2 separate regions of the Homo sapiens genome follow, and region 2 is linked to region 1. The links are chromatin loops, found by intact Hi-C in ENCODE. Cell type or tissue: B cell. All regions are shown on one strand. Links, peaks and the distances in the headings refer to the core of each region. The heading gives the core; the rest is flanking DNA.

The links. Peaks named below come from ENCODE experiments on the same cell type or tissue, not always from the same donor. Only the 100,000 strongest peaks of a DNase experiment are listed, where the experiment ranks them.
Region 2: a loop joins it to region 1, with 8 times the contacts of the local background. A loop is called at or near these places in 14 of 110 quality-filtered maps.

What each region holds. Positions count from the first base shown.
Region 1 is chr2:46,652,245-46,660,579 of GRCh38, reverse strand. LOC105374584 (a long non-coding RNA gene) reads right to left here. Exons shown (of 2, transcript XR_940058.3): 2 at 5,591-8,335. Among named protein-coding and RNA genes, the nearest start is that of CRIPT, 39 kb to the right of the region's middle. In B cell, for the core only: a CTCF peak has its summit at 3,421; a DNase peak (open chromatin) is centred at 3,419; H3K27me3 peaks cover 199 bases.
Region 2 is chr2:47,318,322-47,326,656 of GRCh38, reverse strand. All of the region lies in intron 3 of EPCAM-DT (EPCAM divergent transcript), which reads left to right. Among named protein-coding and RNA genes, the nearest start is that of BCYRN1, 13 kb to the left of the region's middle. RefSeq lists enhancers at 3,052-3,211, 3,193-3,487 and a silencer at 3,193-3,487. In B cell, for the core only: CTCF peaks have their summits at 3,167 and 3,368; a DNase peak (open chromatin) is centred at 3,366.

The sequences.
Region 1 (8,335 bases), core at 315-8,314:
ACTTGGTTTCCATGAATATGAAAAAAAATGAATCCCTGCCATATACAAAAAAATGAAACTTAAATGTAAAAGGCACAATTTTAAATATCTTTTAAAAGAAACTACAGAAAAACTTTAGGAATTCAGCATAGGAAAGAATGTCTCTGATAAGTCACAAAAGACACAAACCAGAAAGGAAATGGTTAATACATTTTCTCCATTAAAATTTTAAATGTATATTCATCACAATTCATTTTTAAAATAGTGAAAAGACATGCCACAATCTGGGAAAAATTATTTGCAGTTTATGTAACTGGCAAAGGGTTAACATCTAGAATATATGAAGGAAACCAATGAATCAATAAGAAAAAATGAAACACTGCAATAGGAAAGTGGACAAAAGACACAAACTGGCATTCACAGAAAAGAAAACCAAATGGGCAGTGAAGAAGTGGAAAGATGCTCAACCTATCAGTAATAAGCAAAACGAAAATCAAATCTACAATGAAATACCTTTTCCATACCTACCAGACAGGCAAAAATTTAAAAAGTCCAGCAATAACAAATGCTGGAAAGAATGTGGAGCAACCAGAACTCTCAAATCCTATTGGTATGAAAATAAGTTGGTATCATTACAGGAAAACAATTTGGCATTTTCTAGTAAGGAGAAAAATAGGCATACCCTACAATACAGCAATTTTACTCCCAGGTTGGTACCCTAGAGACTCTGTATATGTATATGTAGGTGTATATTATGTATATGTATATCTATGTCTTTACCAAAAGATACGTACAAGAATGTTTTGTGCCATGTGTTCAAAATAACCAACCCAAATATCCATCCCCACCACTAAACAAACTTGTAAATTTGTATATGTTCATCCAATGCAATACCATATGGCAGTAAAAATGAACAATAACTACATGCTTCAATATGGGTGAATCTCACAAATATTGACAAAGGCCAAGAAAAAGAAAAATATACTGTGTTCCTTCACTTAAAGATAAAAACCTGACAGAACTAAAATATTGTTTATGGACACAGTATATTGTTATATTATTCACTATATGTTTAACTAATATATATACTATAACAATATGTTGCATAACATATTGTTATATATGTTAGTGTCTTGGCAAGAAAGAGATAGCACACTGGAAATGGGTGACTAAATAGAATGTATTAGAGGGAACTACAAAATATAAGTTGGGTTAGGGTATACATTCCTAATAAGGCAGTATCACCCTCAAGGGGTGAAATTGCTTCTTAGTGAGCAAAATATAGTATTCTTGTCAAATATAAAACACAAAGATATCTACAGTACATAAATAGATCAACGGTATATGTGTGGTATTAAAATTTCATGGCAGGGAGATGACTGGGGGAAAAAGTCTGAAAAGGGTATTTAGGGGAGTCATGATTTTTAAAAATGATTAAGAAACACTAGGTTTGGGAAACCACCAGGGAATGGTTCAGCACCCTAGGGCTGGCAGAGCAGCCAGGAAGCTTTACCATCACTAGACCTGAAGGAGCTGGGGAGGGCATGGAAAGGGCTGCAGGGTGGAGAAGGCTACCTGCCAGAACCAAGAGTGACCTCGGTAGATGAATGCCACCGATTCATGGTGGGTGCCCCAGCAGAGAGGGAGCAGGGGAGCAGACACCCTGGCCTCATTCTCATCCTCTGCTTTCCTGTCAGTGTTTCACTTTGGCCAAACCCACCAGGAAGCCAAGGATCAAGGGAGCTCCCTGGTGCAGTCCAGATGGGCCAGCCTCATGGGACACACGGCAGTATGGAGAAGCCTGGAGACGGAGCTGAAGGGGCAAATGGAAATTATTCAGCAGATGTATGTGGCAACATTGTAAAGGGTAAAGGAGTCATCAGCAGACATTTCAGCATCATGGTCGCCTCTGAAGGGTGACCTTCACGCTACCTTCGATAGCGGTGGTAATATTCTATGCCTTAAATTGAGTGGTGGGGCCGCAAGTGCTTATTTTATTCTTCTTCAGCAAGACACATATATTATTTACATTTATTTGCAGATAGAATCCATTTCATAGAATATTTTTAGCAAGTTAATATGGTAGTAACTAGGTAGGTGAGGTAAAATGAAAAGAGCATTCACTAGGCCTGGAGACAAAAGGTGGATGGAATCTAGGCTTTACCACTAAGTAGCTCAGATTAAGCAAATAAATAATCTTTGACGAACCCTGTCAGAGGCTGGGGAACCACTGTCCCTAGCCCCACCTGAAATTAAGTACTGTTGTATCAGCAGCCTTTTTGGGGCCTAATCCTCAACTGAAAGTCAAGATATAGTACTCTTCTCACATGGTTGCTATGATTAAATTAAAGTATATACAGTATATGAAATCATGTGCTACACTAACTGGTGCCTACTTACATATTTTTGCCTCTTCTCTATCCTACCTATGTCCTGTTGTGTATTTCTTTGCAAGTTCCTGTGCTCTGGCCAATCCAATCTCCCTGACCCCCGACCCTGTCCCACTTGGTGCTATATCCAGACAGAAGTTCATGCCCCAAGTCCTTCCCCAGCCTGGTCCTCCCACGTGTCCATCAGCCTGGCTCAAGCCCCACCCTTCCAGGGTGCTCAGCACAGTGTCTCTGTAGTCCTTTACAAACTAGATGTTAATAAAAATAGGAGTTAAGGTATCATCACACATGCTCTCACTGAATGCAACTGGGGCCGGGCGCAGTGGCTCACACCTGCAATCCCAACACTTTGGGAGGCCGAAGGTGGGTGGATCACCTGAGGTCAGGAGTTCGAGACTAGCCTGGCCAACATGGTGAAACCTGGTCTCTACTAAAAATACAAAAATTAGCCGGGCATGGTAGTGCATGCTGATAATCCCAGCTACTCGGGAGGCTGAGGCAGGAGAATTGCTTGAACCCGGGAGGCGGAGGTTGCAGTGAGCTGAGATCGCACCACTGCACTCCAGCCTGGGTGACAAGAGCAAAACTCCATCTAAAAAAAAAAAAAAAAAAAAAAAAAGCAATTGGGACTGTTGACCAGTTAACAGACAATGAAACACACCAGCCTTCAACATCTTATTTTAACTTAAAATGTACAAATATGTGCTTCTTGGCCACTGTTTTGATGAAAGACCCAGGCATTTTATTTGAGCATGAGCTTGTCATCATCTTTCTTGCATCATTCCAGTTTCTGTAAGTTGGAGCAAGAACATAGTCAAGTGTTCTTGTCAAGTCTGTGACCTTGAGAAGTGCAAGATCTTGCAACAGACCTGGTACCAGAAGGACTTTGTATTCCTAAGCACAGTGCTAACTGGAGTAGTGTCCTACAAATTTAGCTGAATTGCACAGAGCTTCTTGGATGGGGGCCGGAAGAGGATTGGGACAAGAACAAATAGGAGAAGCTGTAAGATATGGTGAGTGCCAAAGGAAACTCGTCTTAAATGATAACACTGCCTCTGGTGGTCAATCTCTAGATCAATAACTGGGCACAGTTTCACAGGTACCAAAGCCTTCCACCAGGTCTGTCCCTCTCATATTCAGTTGCTGAATCCTCTTTTCGGGTGTGTGTGTAGGGGCTGGGGTTTGGGAGGCTGGGGAGAAGAGGACAAGCATGGTGAGTGGGGCAGGCTTCACTTTCCCTCCTGAACTCAGCTTCCTTGGCATCTCTGTGCCATTCTTTGTCCACTCTTTGCTCCCAGGTCAGAATTCAGTTCTCAGCAATTTACAAAAGTCTTGACTTGGCCCTGGAATGCTGGCAAGCTCCAGCGGAATCAGAGACCTGAGCACAGTTCCCTAGGGCTGTTGAGGCTTCATGTGAGAGGCTTAGCAAATCCCAAGGAGAGAGTCAGTATACACACGTGCATATACATATGTGTGTATGTGTGAACAGGTATGTATGTGTGTGATTCTTCCCCCCACCTAAGCCAGGTGAGTAAAAACTGTAAATTGCAGGGATTAAAGAAATGCCCTTCCAGTTTATGGCCCCAGGAATTTCAAGGTGTGTACACGGAGGCTATAAATTATATTGTTTTTAATAAATATAATCTTATTTCCCCCACATGGACAAGGATCTCCCAGGGTGCAAGGGAGGCCAGGAAAGTCCAGCTTGTCTGGTGGGGATCAGTCCTTCCCATAGTGCAGCCAGCTATGGGGGGCATGCGGGCTGTGTAGGGAAAGACAGCCAGGTGGAGGCACGCTGGCTACAGTGGCTGCGGCAGAGGGTAGGCAGGGGTGGTGACATAGAAACCCAGGCCCCTTTAGCACTGTGTTTCTCATCCTCCTGTCCACCCACAGATCCTGATTTAGGAGAGCTGGAGAATGGCTGTGAAACTGCTGCCTGGCAGGAAAAAGGAAGGGAATTCCTGAAGTGCTCCTGATTAGCGCTCCCAGAGTGTTAGTCATTTATTTCTTGTTAGCATGACTTGGGTTCTTTAAAGATTTGGACTGGATGTGAAGAAGTCCCAAGGGCAATTACAGCCTGGGTTAAAAGCTTGTAGGAGTTAGGACCTTCTAGCACAGGCTCCTGACATTAAAGATGTTCAAACTATTGCCCAGAGAGGTCCACTGACTTGCCCCAGGTCACACAGCTCATTGGATGGCATGCTTCATGTTTTTTTTTTTTTTAAAGACTGAAACATTCAGAAAAGTTTCATTGATTTTTACACTAAATGAAGAGCAAATTTGTAACCGGTTTCTTTGTTGACTAGCTTTGGAACTTTGGGCAGTGATTTTTAAAAACTTATTATTTTTTTGTAGAGGCAGGCTGGTCTCAAACCCCTGGGCTCAAGCAATCCTCCTGCCTTGGCTTCCCAGAGTGCTGGGATTACAGGCGTGAGTCACCGTGCCCAGCCTGTGTAAGTGATTTAACCTCCATTTCCTCCTCTGTAAAATGGAGTAAATAACACCTCCCAAGATCATTGTGAGGATGCATAAGTTAACGTGTATGAGGCATCTATCTCAAGAACTCCAAGGACTCAATAAATGTTAGGTCTCCTTTCCTTCCCTCAGTATTCATTTTCTCCTCCCTGCCCTTTAAAATCACAGTTAACAAAAAATAAGTTCACAGCTGATTTCATAGGCAAGCTCACCTCAGTCCATATTGCAATGCAATGCAAATAGAGATGTCCTAGCCAGTCTGGGTAAGTCAGTGGCATAGTAAAAGGGATTGTGAGCAGGACGCTGAGAACAAGGGATGGGATTGGGTGGGGCGGGGATTGACTGAAGAGAAAAGGTCTCCAAAGGGAAGGTCGGAGGAGACTCTTACCAGTTATTAAAAAGATGTACTACAGAAGGACAGGCCTTGAGAGAGAGAAAGGGAGATGATAGTGACAGGACCAGAAGAGGAACTACTCAGATGCCATGGGTGGGAGTCCGATTAAGCAAGGAGGCCTGGGACGACTGTGGAGCCCACAGATCCCAGGAGCAAAACAAGCAGTCATTCAACTCCAGTCCCCCAAGGCAGACAGGTGAGCATCAAAGTGTGTGGGTTGCCTGGCGATGAAGCCCAAAGAAAGACACCTCCTTCCTCTGCAGCCATATGAGCTAAGGGAAGGATATGCCCGACCTTCTGCAGCTTTGGCAGAGGGGGCCTTGTCAGCTTCATATACCAGCTACCAAAGGAGTGATTCTAAAAACTGTTTTATGTTCATTACACTTCTTATTACAGCTCTTGTGCCAAAGATGCTTGGCAATGGAAAGCAGAGTGCTTGATTTGTGTAATAGATATTTTCACATGCAGCATACAGAAACACAAAAACAAAAGTGTCATAAAATGTTTGATCTGGTCTTTTTGTAGCAGCCATGGAAAACACAAAGGTTTCATTATCATGATGTTCCCCTGTAGGATCTGCAGAACACAACAGAACATGAGGGGAAGAGGGTGTTACTGCTGTGTAAAATTGGACTGAGGGAACACTGGAGCAGAAATGCAGACCTGAGCGCCCAGTGTGGGTGGCTCACCTTTCAAGCCCAATGGAAATCTAGCCTTTTCTTGGAAACTTTCCTAGCGAAATCTTAGAGGCACATGATGACTTTAGGGGTGTCTCTCCAGGCCACATCAGCCCTGAGGGGTAACCCAGTTTGTGCGGAACAATTCAATCACCTTTGGCCGCCTGGGTTCCCAGGTGCTCATTTCCTCGCACAGAAACCCCTCCTTACCATTGGAGGTAAATCTCCTTGTTGGGTTCCACCTGCCACATCCCAGCTACAACCTCAAGACCCAAGAAACCAGGGTTGAAATGCAAGGCACCAAGGCTGCTGCAGCCATCATCCAAACCCTCCACACAGGCCAGGGGCCGCTAGGCACTGGCCCAAGGCAGGGTGTAGCATCCAGACAAGAGGGGAATGGAATTTGCCAGATAATGGATGCCAGTGATTTGAGGAAGGCAACAGCCAAGGGAGAAATGGAAATGCAAACCAGGTACTGTCCAATGCAGCCGTCTACCTGAAAGGGCTCAGGAGAGGGAATCCATCTGGAGGCAAAGCAGTACAGTCAGGTAGAATTCCCTGAGCCTGAGAGCACAGCTCCAGTCTCTTTTTAAGAGGTGGAAGAGGAGGAAAGGTATCATGGCTTGGCTGGATGATCACTGTCCACTCAATGCTTACTGCTGTTATCACTTGCCCTAGAGAAGAGTTCTTGTTCTCTCCCTGCTGCTAATTACAACTCTTAATAGGTTTCCAAAATGCAGCTAATACACCCTCTGCTGAAAAATGTGGGGTGAGTTCCTAGGCATTTGCCAAGAATCTAGAGCTATTAGTGAGTAGCATTGCTACATCTCTTATCAGAGATATTCCTTTCACCTCACCACAATTCCTCATCCCTGGCCAATCCTCTTTGCTGACAAGGTTCCCAGATTGGGGCTGATGGAGTGAATGGAATGTCTTGCCTGGAATCAGGGGTCACAATAAAATAATAGAGCAGGTGAAGGGAGTGGGCTGAGGTCAGTGAGCCAAAGATGATCTAAATGGATGAAGTCAGGGAGATCATGTCAACAAACAGTGGTTTCAAGCTGGCACGCAGGAGGGTGGTCATGGCAGAAATCTGGAACATGGGCTGGAGCTGCGGCCCTGCCCAGTCTTTCTGCAGCAGGAGTCAAGACGGGGCTGCACTGATGGCCTTCCATAACTGGCCCAGCCCTGGGCCTCGGTGTGGGCTTTTCCAGACACCTCAGCTCTCCTATCTGGGCTGCTGAGGGCTTCTTCCCAGAGGTGAAGGCTTGCTCAAGGTCCCTCTTAGTTCAGGGAGTGAAAGCCTGGAGTTTGGGGGCCAACTGTCCGTCCTTCAAGTCCTCCTCACAATTTCTCTCCAAAGGCCTACAAAGTGTCTCATGCAAAACAGATTCTTCAGACCTGACCCCCTGTTCCTCAGTTCCTATGGTATTTTATGTCCCCTGCCCCACCCTAGACTTTTACTACCTTGCACATTTGGCCATTTTCTTAAATTACCAGCTATATTTTTGGTAATTATAGCCCATGTATCTTATCACGCCAATTACCTAGTGAGTGACTTTGGGTTTAAGTATGAGTGCTTAAAATGTTTCTGATCCTTTGCTAAGTGCTGTGTATAGACTATCCCATCTAATCTGCATAACAAATCTATGAGGAGATGTCATAACTTATTACCCTCATTCTTTTGAGAGGAACTAGGGACTAGAAATGTCAACAAACTTGCCCAGAGTTCTGGCTCGCTCTGTGAGTTGAGCAAGTTATAGCCACTGTGCGCCCCAGTCTCTTCATCTGTAAAATGGGGTGAATAACAGTGCCTACTTCATAAGACTGCCAGGAGAACTAGATGAACTAATGCATAAAGTGCTCAGGACAGCGCCGGGCCCATTGGTGTTTGTACCTGGTTTGCATTTCCATTTCTCCCTTGGCTGCTGTCTTCCTCAAATCATTGGCATCCATTATTGGGCAAATTCCATTCCCCACCTTGTCTGGATGCTCCACCCTGCCTTGGGCCAGTGACTGGGGCCAGTGACTGGTCTGTGTGGAGGGTTTGGATGATGGCTGCAGCAGCTTTGGTGCCTGGCATTTCAACCCTGGTTTCTTGGGTCTTGCGGTGGTGGCTGGGGTATGGCAGATAAATAAATGAACATCTAAGAGGCAGAGCTGGATGTAATCCAGGGGGTTTGATTTCAGAGCACAAGTTCCTACCTACTATCTGTGACTTCTTTCCTTGTTGACTGTGTCTTGTTCTGTTTCTTCTGAAAGCTTTGGCAGGGACTTTGATTTTCATTTTACAGATGGAAAACTGAGCTATCATAGACATGATCCAGCCAGGGCCACACACCTGTTTCTCTTCCTGAGAATTCCATGGTGATACTTCCTATATTCATATGGACCAGGCACCATTCTGAGCACTTTACACA
Region 2 (8,335 bases), core at 276-8,275, 670 kb before region 1:
AGGTCTGTCACCCAGCCTGGGGTGCAGTGATGTGATCTCTGCTCACTGCAGCCTTGACTTCCCGGGCTCAAGCCATCCTCCCACCTCAGCCTCCCAAGTAGCTGGGACTACAGGTGCACGACACCATGCCTGGTTAATTTTCATATTTTTTGTAGAGGTGGGGTTTCACCATATTGCCCAGGCTGGCCTCAAACTCCTGGACTCAAGAGATCCCTCTGCCTCAGCCTCCCAAAGTGCTAGGATTACAGGCAGGAGCCACCGTTCCCAGCCCTTGCCTTACATTTAATCTTCACTATTAATACACACATGTTATAAATGAGAGCATCAAAGTATGGAGAGCAGAAGCAACTTGTCCAAGGTCATACGCAACTAGAAAGGAGTGTAACTGATATTTAAACCCTAACAGTCTGGTTCCAGAATCTGTGCTTTTAAAGTCAAGATGAAAAGCATGTCTGGGCCTTGACCCTTGGAACCCACCCCTACCACACAGGCTTTAGCTAGCAGAGGGGCAGCAAAGGAAGACAGCAAGAGGTGGCCTCTGGTCGTAGCTCTTTGTGGTTTGCCAAGGCTTTCTGGTTCACTGACTCAAAAGGGTTTGGGGCTTTACAGACTGGTAAGATCTCCCAAACTGGGTAGTTGTACTTTAATTTTGTTAAGTAAAAACATTTTTAAAAATCTGCTAACATCACTATCATTTCATAAAGTAAATGTAATTTCAATGCAAATAAACCCCAAGAAAGACACAATCTCAGAGTACAGTCCAGGCCTTTAGGTTGAATAAATCTACCTTTGTAAACACCTCCTTTCGTTGTCCTGATTTTCCTCATCTCACCGTGGGCTGGTGAAAACGTCCTCATGTGTAGCACCTGTTTAAGGACTGCCATCCAGGAACCACTGTGGTACTTCATACGATCCCCATAAACCCTCTGCAAGGTAGACAGGGAAAGTCTTGTTTACCCCACTCTACTAACGAAGAAATCGAGGCTCAGAGAAGTCTTGTTTAAGGACACACAGCCTGAAAAATGGCAGGGCCAGGTTACAAACCCATGTTTTCAGACTGCAGGGGTCCAGTGCTCTTTCCTTCTATACCTCAAAGCGTTCACAAAATGCACTCACTGACCACTGGCTTGGTTGCTGTGTGAGGACCTAAATGTTCAGAAAGAGAAGAAGCATTTCCAAGTGCCATTTCCATTGAATGGAGTAGTGCAGCTGGCTGAAAGGTAGCCCCTGGATTCAGGGCGAGATGGGAAGCCCCTCAGGGGCAAGGTCGGAGTACATTTCCTCTTTCATTCCCGGGCTCAGCCCACACAGGGATGAGCATACGGGGCTGGCAACAAGTCCTTGCAGCTTAGAAGTGTGAGTGTGGTTTCTATTTATTTATTTTTAATTAAGAAATTTTTTTTTAGAGACAGGGTCTTGCCATGTAGTCCAGGCTGGTCTCAAACTCCTGGGCTCAAGCTCTCCTCTCACTTCGTCCTCCCAAAGTGCTGGGATTACAGGCGAGAGCCACTGGGCCTGACTGGAGTATGCTTTTTTTGGTTTGTTTTTGAGACGAAGTCTTGCGCTGTCCCCCAGGCTGAAGTTCAGTGGTGTGATCTCAGCTCACTGCAACCTCCACCTCCCGGATTCAAGCGATTCTCCTGCCTCAGCCTCCTGAGCAGCTGGGATTACAGGCATGTGCCACCATGCTCAGCTATTTTTCATTATTTTTAGTAGAGACGAGGTTTCACCATACTGGCCAGGCTGGTCTCGAACTCCTGACCTCAGGTGATCCGCCCACCTCAGCCTCCCAAAATGCTGGGATTACAGGTGTGAGCCACTGAACCTGCCCTGGAGTATGGTTTTAAATGCTAGTTTTTATCTAACAGAATTTTACTGTGGTAAGAAGGGAGGAAGAAAAAAAATCCCAGACTTAATTTGAGAGGATGTTACTGGGAGTTGGGAGAAAAGGATGAAATCCAGAGAAGACTTGATGGAGGCACCCTGGGCAGTGAGGGGAGGAGGGAGGCAGCAAAAGGGGCCTTATCCCTGAAGGAGGACAGCTGGCAGGGAGGCAGGAGCATTGTCTGTGGTGTCCCACTGTCTTAGGATCAAGACCACACCCCTGATATTGCCCCCCAGTGCCTAAGGCCTTGCCCTGCCTACTGCCCTAGTGTCACCTGCACTACTCTTGTTCTGGGTTTCTGAGCTCCAGACACATTTCCTTAAAGATATCCCCATGGGACCCCACCTCGGGGCCTTTTTGTTTTTTTGTTTGTTTGTTGTTTTTTTTTTTTGGCAGGGTCTTGCTCTGTTGTCTAGGCTGGAGTGTAGTGGCACAATCACAGTTCACTGCAGCCTCTACGTCCTGGGCTCAGGCAATCCTCCATCTCAGCCTCCTGAGTGGCTGAGACTACAGGTGCACACTGCTATACCCAGCTATTTTTTTTTTTTTTTTGTAGAGACAGGGTTTTGCCATGTTGCCCAGGCTGGTCTCGAACTCCTGGGCTCAAGCCATCCTCCTGCCTCGGCTTCCCAAAGTGCTGGGATTACAGGTGTGAGCCACTGTGCCGGGCCCACCTCAGAGCCTTTGAGCATGGCATTCCCGCTCCTGGGTTTCCACCAGTACTTACTAATGCCTATTCATCTTTTGGTGACTTCCCTGACTCCTATCTACCAGCTGGAGGCGTAGACAGCCCAGAGCCACATCAGCCCACTTCCAGAAGCAGTGAGCATTTCAATGTCCACAGTGTGCACAGGCCCCAGGGGCAGTGGCTTCACCAGGAGGTGCTCATGAAGCCCACAGTAGCACCAAGGAGCACTCCTTATCTTGTCCTGGATGGAGTCAGCACCCTGAGCCTTCCCTTCAGATCCTTGTTATAGTCTGCAATTACGTATCTGGGTGATTGTTTCATTAATGTCCTTCTCCCAACTAAATAGTCAGCTTCCTTTTTGTTGGCCATGGTATCTGCAGCCTAGCACGGACCCAGAGGCCTGGACGGTGCCCGCTAAGTGTTTGTGGAATGGCTTCCTTCCTTGTTTTGCCAAGGGGTGCCAGAATGTGCCACTGGCATTTGCTTTTCATTTACACTATTCTTGTGGCTAGGGTGGAGTGGGTTGGAGGTCATGGCCATCTCTAGAGAGCTGTTCCAAGACTACTTGAGCTTGTGTTTTCTTCCCAGCCCAAGATTCAGAATCCACTGGCCTTGAGTTCGCCCTGTCCTGGGGACAGTGGGACCTGTCACCTGCTGGCCAAGGTAGGGCTCCAACTTTGTGAAAAGTACATGCGGCAGGTCTGACCCTTAAACAACTCTTCTGACGTGTGGAATGCAGGGCTGGGTGGGAGCAGCCGGCACACCTGTCATTCACTGTTTAGCCACTGAAGGGCAGTGTTGCTCCACAGGAAGGGGCCAGGCAGATGTGCGCCATCACTGTGGCTCCCAGGTCGGAATGAGGATATTTTAGCTAGTCCCTACCAAGCACCACTGGTGTGCTAGTCACTTTGAATATAGTACTCGTGCAATCATGCAAGAGAAAGTTGATGACCCGTAGTGTAGTGTGGTGTAGTGTGGTGTAGTGTAGTGTAGTGTAGTGTAGTGTAGTGTAGTGTAGTGTGTAGTGTAGTGTAGTGTAGTGTGTAGTGTAGTGTAGTGTAGTTTTTGAGACAGGGTCTCACTGTTGTCCAGGCTGGAATATAGTGATCAGGGCTCACTGCAGCCTTGACCTCCGGGGCTCAAGTAATCCTCCCGCCTTAGCCTCCCAAATAACTGGGACTACAGGTGCACACCACTACACTTGGCTAATTTTTGTATTTTTTTTGTAAAGATTGGCGGGGGGGGGGGGGTCTCACTGTGTTGCCTAGGCTGGTCTCGAACTCCAGGGCTCAAGTGATTCTCCTGCCTCAGCCTCCCAAAGTACTGGGATTACAGGTGTGAGCCAGCACACCCAGCTGACCCTTATTTTAAAGATGAAGTAAAGAAAATCGGAGAGATTAAATGATGTTTTCAATGTTTCATGACTAGTAAATGGCTAAGCCAGAAATCAACCTCAGGTCTGCCTAAATCCCAAACCCCGTCAGTGCCTTCACCTGCTCTCCCTTTGTCACGATGGCCAATCTTTTCTAGCATGTCTTCCTAGCAGCCACCTGCCAGGGTAGTGCTGAGTGCACAACCTTGTCTCACTCAGCTGGCTCAATTTAGCCAACTTTTGATTACCGAAATTAATACAGGGGTCACTGACTTGGGTCTAAAATTTTAAAATGGGTTATTAAAATGCTTGCTTTGGCCAGGCGCAGTGGCTCATGCCTATAATCCCAGCACTTTGAGAGGCTGAGGCAAGAGGATCATTTGAGGTCAGGAGCTCGAAACCAGCCAGCCAACATGGTGAAACCTAATCTATACTAAAAATACAAAAATTAGACAGGTGTGGTGACACTCACCTCTAGTCCCAGCTGCTCGGGAGGTTGAGGCAGGAGAATCACTTGAACCCAGGAGGCAGAGGTTGCAGTGAGCCGAGATTATGCCACTGCACTCCAGCCTGGGTGACAGATTGAGACACTGTCTTGAAAAACAAAATAAAATAAAATGCTTGTTTTGATTCTAGAGACTGTTATTCGGTATGCATGGGATAGGGGGAGGAGGGAAAACAGATTTGTCCTTCCATAGTCCTCTCTCTGATCTCATTCTGCAATCTTTCCTCCCCCTTCCCCACCCAGCCCTCACACAGCTGCCAGGCAGCTTTCCAACAGATTTGATCAGATGGCTCTCTCACTACTGTACTGGGCCCCCTGTAGCTTCTGGAAGAAAGTCCCACTCCTTAGCAAGCAGCCCAGGTGCTTCCTAAGCTGCCAGCTACCTTGCCGCCAGACTTCTTCCCCACTGGCTTACGAGGGTGCACTGTCAGCCCCAGCCCCCTGAGCCACAGCATTCAGTATCTAAAGCTGTAATCTCTCCACTGCAGAGTGAGAATGAAGATACTGGCCACCCAGGTGGTTGTAAGGCTAAAACCACCACCTTTAAAGATCGCTTGGCACAGTGCTGGCCACAGTGGGGCTCATCACCACGTTTCTCACCTTCCCTTCCTCAGCCCTTGGAAATGTGCAAGTATAGTACAACCTACAAAGGCAAATCCATGTGGTATAGTGCTCTGCACAGTGCAATCCCTGTGTAAACATTTCTAGACACAGAAATGTCAGCTGGGGCATTATTTTGCTCAGGCTGACACTGAGGAAGACATTTCCTGGATTTTTTTCCTGTGCCCATGGTGAGGTCCAAAGTGACCCAAATACCACCTAAATCCCTGGATGCTAAACTCCTTGAGGGCAGAGACAGAGTTATGAACCTCTGGGTCTCCCCATAGGTCCAACCCAGCACTAGGTCTTCAGTGGCGTCTCTAAGAATGTCAGTTGGTCAATTTGTTATTCAATGGGCACATGACAAGTTGCAGGAGTGCACAGGTGCTTTCAGGGTATCATCATCTCAAACAGAAACAGCATTGTTTCAAAGAGCCTGTAGGAGTCCAGAAGAAATACAGGACTTTCTTCTTCCTTTTGCAAAAGCTGGCAGTTTAAAGCCACAGGGCATTAGATCAAGAATGCCATGAGGCTGACCAGTGAGGGGCTTGACTTTGAGGGCTCTGGGCTGGTTGGGCTGGCCATGCTTACACTTGGAAAGCAGTAGGACCCATTCCCTGGTTTTGAGCATTCAAAGTAGCCTTGGCTTACTCTCTGCTCTGAGTTCTCACTTCAGTCTTCCTATTCTGAGGTTCAAAGAACTGCAAATAGTCCTCAGACAAAGCCTGTGGGGTGTCTCCCCAGATTCCAGGAACTCTCCAAATCAGATAGACCAGGATTATGAAACTCAGCCTCTTCTATGAAGGGTCCCACTGGATCCCATAATAAGTGGGAATTCTACCCTCAGCCCAGACTCTCCGGACTCCAGCCCAATCTCAGTCTTAACCTCAGGGTTCCAGCTTTCCTCCGTCCATTGCCACATCAAACTCACCTGTTCTGGGTTTGCATGTCAGGTACATTTTCTGATCAATATGCATTTGCCTATTCCTATTCTGTGACTAAGGTATTCCTTGGGTATTGATGGGTCTGCCTGCGTGTGTTCTCAAATCTAAAGTCATCAGCTACCCTTTGAACATTGTAAGCATGTTATATACAGGTTATTTTTGCCTTTAGTTATCTCAGTAACATTATATTCCATGTTATATGGCATTTAAACTATCTGGGTGGTCTTGTATATAATACTTTACTTCCTTCAGAACCACAGGAAAAACTAATTGCTATTACTTCTGTGAGAGATGGGGATTCTCAAGGGACTTGCCCGTCAGTTTACAAAGTAGTGATGGGGCTGGGCGTGGTGGCTAATGCCTGTAATCCCAGCACTTTGGGAGGCTGAGGCGGGCGGATCGTTTGAGATCAGGAGTTCCAGATCAGACTGACCAGCATGGGTAAACTCCATCTCTACTAAAAATACAAAAATTAGCTGGGTGTGGTGGCGCATGACTGTAATCCCAGCTACTCAGGAGGCTGAGGCATGAGAATCACCTGAACCCGGAGGCAGAGGTTGCAGTGAGCTGAGATTGCACCACTGTACTCCAGCCTGGGCAACAGAGGGAGACTCTGTCTCAAAAAAAAAAAAAAAAAAAAAAAGGAGCAAAGCCTCTGGCTCTTGTGTCAGCAGTCTCACCAGCCAGGGCTCTGTTTGTGTTCTGTAGTAGCCCCCACAGGGCTACAGGCGAATATATTGCAGTTGCAGCCAGTAAGGATGATGCAACTGAGAAAGGCTGGCGGGCAGGTGGGTGCAGCCGGGGATGGCCAGGGATAGCCAGCCAGGCAGGGAACTCCTGAGCTGAGACTGCTGAAAGATGGATACTTCTGGGCCCCAGAAACAGCTCTTGGCTCCCAAATACCCTCTCAGCTTCCTGAAAACCTCTAAATAGCTAGGCGCAGTGGCTCATGCCTGTAATCCCAGCACTCTGGGAGGCTGAGGCAGGCGGATCACTTGAGACCAGGAGTTCAAGACAAGCCTGGCCAACATGGTGAAACCCCATCTCTACTAAAAATACAAAAATTAGTTGGCCATGGTGGCACGCACCTGTAATCCCAGCTACTCGGGAGTCTGAGGCAGGAGAATCACTTGAACCCAGGAGGCAGAAGTTGCAGTGAGCCGAGATTGTGCCATTGCACTCCAGCCTGGTCGTCAGAGTGAGACTCCGTCTCAAACAAAAAACAAGAAACAAAAAACAAGCCTCTAAATAGGGAATAAATCTTTACAGTTCAAGTTGACAGACCTGGGTGCAAATCCCAGCTGGGCTCCTCACTGGCTGTGTGAACTTGGGCAGGATACCTAACCTCTCTGAAATTTTGTTTAATCATATGTTTTTTAAAAATTTTTAAATTTTTAATTTATTTTTATTTTTGAGACAGTCTCACTCTGCCATCCAGGCTGGAGTGCAGTGGCGCCATCTTGGCTCACTGCAACTGGCACTTCCCGGGTTCAAGTGATTCTCCTGCCTCAGCCTCCCAAGTAGCTGGGATTACAGGCATGTGCCACCGTGTCCAGCTAAATTTTGTATTTTTAGTAGAGATGGGGTTTCATCATGTTGGCCAGGCTGGTCTCCAACTCCTGGCCTCAAGTGACCCGCCTCCCAAAGTGCTGGGATTACAGGTGTGAGCCACTGCGCCCGGCCTTGTTTAATCACATGCTGGATGGTGATTTAAATAGTATCTATAGGTTGTGAGGATTAAATTTAAAAATAACATAATAGGCTGATCACATTTTCTGGCTTATACTACTCAACAAGTCGTTGTTTATTGTAAATATGCTGATGGTAGGGTTATGGTGTTTTTTATGTTTTCTTTTTGCTTCTTTGGGTTTTCAGCAAATTAACATGCCTTGCTTTTGTAGTAAAAACGAAGAAAAGATAATTTTATCTTTTGAGATGGAATCTCTCTCTGTCGCCCAAGCTGGAGTGCCGTGGCCTGATCTCAGCTCACTGCAAACTCCGCCTCCCAGGTTCAAGCCATTCTCCTGCCTCAACCTCACAAGTAGCTGGGATTACAGGTGTGTGTCACCACGCCCGGCTAATTTTTGTATTTTTAGTAGAGATGGGCATGTTGGCCCAGGCTGGTCTCAAACTCCTGACCTCAAGTGATCCACCTGCCTTGGCCTCCTAAAGTGCTGGGATTATAGGCATGAGCCACGGTGCCCAGCAAAAAAAGATGATTTTTAATAATAAAATGTAGGCTGTGTGCGGTGGCTCACATCTGTAATCCCAGCACTTTGGGAGGCCGAGGCGGGTGGATCACCGTGGTCGGGAGTTCGAAACCAGCCTGACCAACGTGGAG